Linked DNA regions of Homo sapiens: region 1 is linked to region 2. The links are chromatin loops, found by intact Hi-C in ENCODE. Cell type or tissue: A673. All regions are shown on one strand.

Region 1 (4,000 bases), 83 kb before region 2:
TCCTGTGAAGAAAGCAAAGTAGGCAAAGGGGAAGAAAAGTGATGGAGGCTGCTAATTTAGTTAAGGCAGACTTTTCTGAGTAAGGGCTATTTAAGCAGAGTGATAAATGACACGAGGGCCCACCTGTGCAGCTACCCAGGGGAAGGTCATTCCAAGCAGAGGGAGCAGCAGTGAGAGTTTAAGGCATGACAAGGAGGCTGGAGAGGAGCTGATGAGGGGCAGGTGCAGTCTGAAAGATAAACAGAGCTGGGCACAGTGGCTCAAGCCTGTAATCCCAGCACTTTGGGAGGCCGAGGTGGGAGGATTGCTTGAGTCCCAGAGTTCCAGACCAGCCTGCACAACATGGTGAAACCCTGCCTCTACTGAAGATACAAAAAATTAGCCGGGCATGATGGCACGTGCCTGTAATCCCAACTACTCAGGAGGCTGAGACAGGAGAATCACTTGAACCTGGAGGCGGAGGTTGCAATGAGCTGAGATCGCGCCATTGCACTCCAGCCTGGGTGATAGGGCGAGACTCTGTCTCAAAAAAAAAAAGAAAAAAAAAAAAAGAAAAGAAAGAAAGAAAAAGAAAAAAAGAACAAAAAAATAAATGCCAATTAGCTGGGCATGGAGGGGCACACCTGTAGTCCCAGCTACTCAGGAGGCTGAGGTAGGAGGATTGCTTGAGCCCGTCAGGTCAAGGCTGCAGTGAGCCATGATTGCACCACTGCACTCCAGCCTCGGTGATAGAGTGAGACCCTGTCTCAAAAACAAAACAAGGCCAGGTGCAGTGGCTCATGCCTATAATCCCAGCACTTTGGGAGGCCGAGATGGGTGGATCACCTGAGGTCAGGAGCTTGAGACCAGCACCAGTCTAGCCAACATGGCAAAACCCTGTCTCTACTAAAACTACAAAAATTATCTGGGCCTGGTGACATATGCCTGTAATCCCAGCTTCTTGAGAAGCTGAGGCAAGAGAATCGCTTGAACCCGGGAGGCAGAGATTGCAGTGAGCTGAGTGCACCACTGCGCTCCAGCCTGAGCAACAGAGCAAGACTCCATCTCAAAAAATAAAAAATAAATAAGTGAATAAATAAATATTGAAAACAAAAACTAAAAAGATAAACAAGGGCAGGGAAGGTTACCCACAGGCCCCGATCCTGTCTTGCTGTCTTTGGTTTTACTCTGAGTGGGAATAACTGCAGGGTTTGAGCAGCGGCATGACATCATCTGACTTGCTTTTAAAGGGATCACTCTAGAAGCCAGGTAGAGAATAAACTACAGGAAGACACGAGGTAGAAACAGGGTGAGGCTCACACGAAGGAGCTTCTTGACTTCAACACTGACAGGCACCCTGCAGATGAGGGTCTGGAAACCCAGGCCTCCTGCCCTCGCCTGCTCTGATGGAATATCTGCCAAGCCAAGTCCAATGGCAGGAGGAGCTAGGGGGCCCAAGGACAAGCTGCCCTTCATAAGAGCAGGGACCCTGCCTCCTCAGCCCCTCTTCTCCACTGCAATATTTGCTCTCTCATGACCAGACACGGAAGCCCTGACCACCGGTAGCTTTGCAGGTGTGGAGGGGTACCTGGGGACAGCTCCCAAGGGCAGGTGCTCCGGGTCAGCTCCTGATTCCAAGGAGAAGGGTGCGGAGTGGCCACTAGGTGACAGCATTGCTCCGCTGAGAAGGCGGCCACGCGCTCCACGGAGTTGGGTGTGTTGAAATCCCAGAAAGAAGGGGCTTCATGGGAAGTCTCAAAACCTCCCTCAGCCCCCTCGCTTTCATGGATGAGGATGGCAGTGAGGAATATGGTGGTGAATTCAGGAATTTCCAAGACAATAAATACTTTTCACATCAATCGCTTCATGTGACCCTTACAGCAAATACTGTGAGCTGGTCCATGGAGGCCTGTTAGTCCACTTTGCAGTGAGAACAGAGGCCCAGAGAGAGCACCGTGGCTGCCGAGCCCGGCCTTCTTCCGAGCTGTTCACCCCTTCCAGAATTGGGCCCAGTGGCAGGGCAGACAGTGGAGGTGGGGGGAGTGAGAAGTCCCTTTACCTGTGTCTGGTGTACAGATCGAGAGCAGCGCTCATAGTTTGGAAGTGGGGGGAGTGAGAAGTCCCTTTACCTGTGTCTGGTGTACAGGTCGAGAGCAGCGCTCATAGTTTGGAGGTGGGGGGAGTGAGAAGTCCCTTTACCTGTGTCTGGTGTACAGGTCGAGAGCAGCGCTCATAGTTTGGAGGTGGGGGGAGTGAGAAGTCCCTTTACCTGTGTCTGGTGTACATACAGATCGAGAGCAGCGCTCATAGTTTGGAAGTGGGGGGAGTGAGAAGTCCCTTTACCTGTGTCTGGTGTACAGGTCGAGAGCAGCGCTCATAGTTTGGGACCCTTTAAGGACCCTCCAGGAGCCGCTCACATCAGTTGATGGAGGGGTATCTAAATTCAACACACATAAAGTCAAAAGTGGCAGCAAAGGAGGAATTATATTTGTCACCGCCTCTCTGTATAAACACGCCACTAATGGTGTCATTATTCATTATCATGCAAAAAAGTGGGGGTGGCTTCCTTTGTGCCTCCCCCAACAGACCTAGTCAACCCCCATATTATAAAGCATCCTATTCCTCTCCTTCAGCACAGAACTAAAGGAAATCTGTTTAACATTCTTTGGTTTTATGTTGTTGTTTTGAGACAGAGTCTTACTGTGTCGCCCAGGCTGAGCACAAACATAGCTCACTGTAGCCTTGACCTCCTGGGCTAAATCGATCCTCCCACTTCAGCCTCCCTAGTAGCTGGGACTACAGGCATTTGCCACCATGCCTGGTTAATTTTAATTTTCTTAGAGATGAGGGTCGCAATAGGTTGCCCAGGCTGGTCTCAAACTCCTGGCCTCAAGAGATCCTCCTGCCTAGGCCTCCCAAAATGCTGGGATTACAGACATGAGCCACCGTGCCCCGCCAGCATTCTCTTAAGTAACTATGGGATTAATGTCGGTCCCTTCCACCAAACTGCTAGCTTCAAAAGAACAGGAACTGGTCTCTGTGCTCGGCACTACAACCTCAGCTCCCAGGACTGTGTGATGCATAGAAAGTGTACAGTAACATGAGTTAATGAATGCGCAAATGTCCTGGCCTAATGTCATGGCCTCCAAGAGGTCTCTCCTGCCGCAAGGTTTTGCAGAGTCCACAGCAAACGGCAATCTGTTGCTGCATCGGGGCCAACTGCCTTCCATGAACCCGGAACTGAAGTCGGTTCCAAGTGAAAAGCTTCCCCGGGTTTGGGCCCGTTCCCCCAGCTGATGGGCAGATAGAGCAGAATGGGAGATGACCCAGCGAGGCTGGCCCCAGCCCCACTCCCGCTCCCCAGCCCATTCACTGGCTGGGAGTCCTGCCCAGGCTGCAGGATGGAGAAGCCGGGAGAGCCTTGCTCGTAAATTACATTTTAGACAGTCTGCTGGGAAGATTAGAATCACACTGGTTTGGAGCCAGGGCTTTCCAGAGTGTCCCTGCAGGAAAAGAGGATCCGGGATAAACAGTGAAAGGGAAAGAGAGAAGGGGAGGGGAAGGGGGAGAAGGAGGTGGCCAGGGAGAGGGAAGAGGGAGGGAGAGAAGGAGAGGGAAGGGAGAGTAAAAAAAAAAAAAAAAAAAAAACAGAGAGACAAAAGACAGGGAGAGAGGGGTGGGGGCGGCGTGTACAACCAGGGCAGTGAAGACCAGAAGCCACAGAGAAGGGCCAGGGGAGACAGAGCTGGACAGAAGGAGCCAAGATTCCTACACAGGCAGGTGGGCTGGCACCACTCCCTCTGCCTCTTGCAGTTTTCCCAATCCTGGGTGCTGAGGGGAGCATGTCCCCAGCGTCTTTCTCTGGCAGAGAAGACTGATGGCCTCACTGGTCCTCAATAACAAGGGAGAAGGATTCTTCCCAACCACAGCCCAGACTGGGGAAGACGTTTCCCCAAGGTCACACAGCAAACCTGGTGGTGGATCCGAGGACTTCAGGTGCTAGGCCGCCACTAAATGCTGT
Region 2 (4,000 bases):
GTGGCCTTCACACCCAGCCCCACTGGGGGATGCTGCATGGGTTCACAGAGCCCCATCTTCAGGGTAGAGTGAGCCCCAGGTTTAAGTCCTTCTTCATGGCTGAGCCCGGAAGCAGGGAGTTACATGGACAGAGGGACGAGGCCCAAAGCCATTTTCCATCTCCACCTCCAAACAACTTTCCAACTGGACACAGCCCCTGTGTCTCCCAGGGCTCCAGCACTGAGGAGGGGTGAGGGCGTGGGGAGGGGGAGAAGGAGGGTCCCGCAGGCTTGGCCTCTCAGGCATATGGTCCTTTCACAGCCGCTTTGTGGGGCGCGGATGGGTGGTCAGGCTGCCTTTTCCTTTCCATGCCGGGCAGCTTCATCTGGCCACTGGAGCCCCAGCTGCTGCTCTTTCCCCTCTGCTGATTTTGAGACCTCTCCTTAGGCCTCCCCTGCTCCAGCTTCCTGGGCGTCTGTCTTCCTCTGGCCCCTTAGTGCCTCTAGCATTTATGCTACAGCTGAATCACTTACCTGAGACCACCTGGCCCCCTCTTCTCTGTAGGTACGTTTTGCATCCAGGACAGATTTCTGGGAAAAGGATGGGATGGGATGGACGTGGGGTCTGTAGGCATGGCTTGGGGATCTGCAAAGCCTCCACCGTGGAAGAATAAGGAAAGGATGACAAAGGCATGTTCATTCATTCAGTCAGTTGTTCATTCATTCAGGCATTTGTTCATTCATTCATCCATGCATTCATTCCTTGCCTTTGTGTTTTGCGCCAGGCAACTGTGCTTGCCTCTGAGGGATACAGAAGTAAAATAGGTCCACACTACATGGAGGGGCCAATAATAACAATAGCAGCAATAATAATCGCTAACATGGATTGGGTGCTTACTGAGTACCTGGAACTGTTCTTGCCTTGCAGTAATTCCTTTCATCTTTGTGCATGACAACTCTGTGGGGTTGGTACTATTCTTGTCCTCATTTTACAGATGAGGAAATTGAGGCCCAGAGGGATGAAGTTACTTTCCTAGGTTAGTGGGGGGCTGGGACAGTTGTATCAAGGGTACCTCTGTCTGTGTATTTCTCAAGGTTCCCACCCCTGGAGCTGCATCAGTACCCTAGGGAATAGGCAGGATGGCAGCTCTTATTCCCAGGGGGATGGATAAGCAAATAGAGATTCCAAGAGGACAAGTGACAAGTGACATGCTCAGGGTCACACAGCAGGTCATGGATGAGCCCAGAGTGCCAACTCCCCACCTGCCAGGCTTCTGTTCTGAAGGAGAGGAGAGACTGGGTCTGGGATTGGTGGCTGGCAGGCTGGCCAGCCCAGGAGCGCCTGTCACACACAAGGCTGGGAGCTCAGCCTCCATCTAGTTTTCCTCACCTCCCCTCCTCCTTTCTGTCTCCCATCACTCTCACCATTTAGAAATAACAAGAACGAGGCTCAGGACTTAAACATACCCAGGAGTTATGGCTGGTAGGAGGCAGATTCCGAACTCAAACCCAGGTCCGTCTGACCTCACTGCCTCTACTCTTCTCACCTCTCCCCCAGTGCCAGCCCTTGCTACCTCCACCACACTTTGTAAGATAGGACCAAGCGGGCAAGCCCTTCAGGAGCAGCATAGTGACCTCTGCTCTGCCCAGCACAATCGTTGCTCTCCCTGCTGCTTAAATAACTTGGATGAGTAAATGATTGAAATAACCCATGAGAGAAGTGAATGAGAACTAGTGAGTAATTTCAAGATGGACTTAAAGTCACAGGAAGAGTGTAAAAGATTTTGAGCCGGGCGCGGTGGCTCACGCCTGTAATCCCAGCACTTTGGGAGGCTTTGGGAGGCTAAGGTGGGCAGATCACCTGAGCTCAGGAGTTCAAGACCAGCCTGACCAACATGGAGAAACCCACTCTCTACTAAAAATACAAAGTTAGCCAGGCATGGTGGCACATGCCTGTAATCCCAGCTACTCGGAAGGCTGAGGCAGGAGAATCGCTTGAACCTGGGAGGCGGAGGTTGCGGTGAGCTGAGATTGTACCATTGCACTCCAGCCTGGGCAACAAGAGCAAAACTCCGTAAAAAAAAAAAAAAAAAAAAAAAAAAAGATTTTGAGCTGAGCTCCTCATAGAGTGGGCCTGCCCCTGCCCCCAAGGTGCCCTCTTAAAATGTCCCACCTCATCCTCCTCACTAATTCACAGCTGCCACCCCTTCCAAAACTCCATATTAGCTGCACAGGACACCAGCATGTTAAAGAGACCAAGTTAGAAGGGTCCTCATGATATCTTCAACTTCAACCTCTTGCTTCATCTCCCATATGTGCTTTGTGCTTGGTTCACAGCTTGGCGCAGAAGAAAGAGCTCTGGGTCTGCCACGAGAATACAGGGCTCTGAATTCTGTCCATGCAACTACACAGTACCATTTCCAGCAGTACTACTTCCTTCTTCCTAGAAAGGCTCTTTCCTGGCAGGAATGTATACACAGTGCCCTCTAGTGTCTAAGGACAGTACCATGCTGCTAGCAGAGAGCCAGGATCAGAGAATGCCCCACTGCAGTTTCCCCTTGCATCAGATTTTGTGGTGCAAATCATCTACCTAGGGCTTAGAATTTATTTTATTTTATTTTATTTTATTTTATTTTATTTTATTTTATTTTATTTTATTTTATTTTTATTTTTATTTTTTGATACGGCGTTTCATTCTTGTTGCCCAGGCTGGAGTGCAATGGTGCAATCTCAGCTTACTGCAACCTCTGCCTCACGGGTTCAAGTGATTCTTCTGCCTCAGCTGGGATTACAGGCATGCACCAACATGTCTGGCTAATTTTGTATTTTTAGTAGAGACGGGTTTCACCATGTTGGTCAGGCTGGTCTCGAACTCCTGACCTCAGATGATCCACCCACCTTGGCCTCCCAAAGTGCTGGGATTACAGGTGTGGGCCACTATGTCCGGCCGGGCTTAGAATTTTAAAATCCGGCCTGGTGGGGTTCGATGGGAGCTCCCTGGAGAAAAAGTTTTGTCAAGTTTTGTGAACAAGGTGAGAGTCCAACTCTGGCTTTCCTAAAGACACTCTCCTCCCTCCCTCCTCTCCTTGAGTTGGGAGAGTGAAATTGAACCTGTGGGGGTCTCTCAGTCACTGGGAGAGAGTGTAGGATTTGGAGTCAGACAGAGCATATTTGGATCCTCACATTGCCAATGCTTCCTAGCCCCCAGGAGGCCTCTGGGGCAGCCAGAGGACCTGGCCATGGAGCCTGAGGCCTAGGTTCTGGTTAGGGGCCGGTGGGACCCTTCAGACATCAGCATGGAGGAGTCTTGCCCTTTGCCAGCTGTTGGGCCCCATGGAGGGGGAGGAGCCATGTTGCCCCCTTTCTAGAATCTCCTTCGAGAAGAAGCAAGAAGTGTTCTCCCTGGATCAATGCCAGCTCACCCTGTCTTCTTCCCAGTGGAGAACTGGGGATGGGAGGAGCAGCCTGAAGTGGGCGGGACTCCAGCCCTAGAAAACCCCACATTAGAATCCCACCCTGCCACCTTCTGGCAGTGGCCCTGGGCAAGTCCCTGAGACTCTGAGCTGCCACCCCCTCCTCTGGGGCCAGCAACTTGGTGGTTTAGCCTTGGTCCAAGGGCTGGAGATAATGGACTCCCCAGATGTGCTGTGGCCTTAAGACATTCTCGGCCCCTCCTGGGTCTGCCTGGGAAGGGGAGAGAGGAGGTGCTGCCGGGCTGTGGGGGCGGGGTAGGCAGGACCTAGGGAGTTGATGGAGAACCCATCTTTCAAGGACTGGTCTCAAGGGGAATATGCAGAGCCCCCTCCCTGCTCCTGTACCCTCACTCAATCCCCTTCTCCACCTGTCCCTGCACAGCTGCCCAGCTGCCTGGGTGGGGCAGGGCACCTGGCTGGGGTCCCTGCTCACCAGGACAGGGGAGTACCTGTGTGGGGGAAGTGGATGGGGGTCAGGAAAGTGGTCAGCTACAGCCAGAAACCAGAGCAGGGCCAACTGGTCAGGCGGTTGACTCAGTGGCTCTATCC

The links. Hi-C counts contacts between places; a loop is a spot of excess contacts. Peaks named below come from ENCODE experiments on the same cell type or tissue, not always from the same donor. Only the 100,000 strongest peaks of a DNase experiment are listed, where the experiment ranks them.
Region 1: a loop joins it to region 2, with 11 times the contacts of the local background. A loop is called at or near these places in 30 of 110 quality-filtered maps.

The regions. Positions count from the first base shown.
Region 1 is chr1:18,595,947-18,599,946 of GRCh38, forward strand. No RefSeq gene overlaps it. Among named protein-coding and RNA genes, the nearest start is that of PAX7, 33 kb to the right of the region's middle. RefSeq lists an enhancer at 3,277-3,806. In A673, a CTCF peak has its summit at 1,636 (motif pointing right); a DNase peak (open chromatin) is centred at 1,675.
Region 2 is chr1:18,679,111-18,683,110 of GRCh38, forward strand. All of the region lies in intron 4 of PAX7 (paired box 7), which reads left to right. Among named protein-coding and RNA genes, the nearest start is that of PAX7, 50 kb to the left of the region's middle. In A673, a CTCF peak has its summit at 2,466 (motif pointing left); DNase peaks (open chromatin) are centred at 2,461 and 3,421; H3K27ac peaks cover 2,060 bases.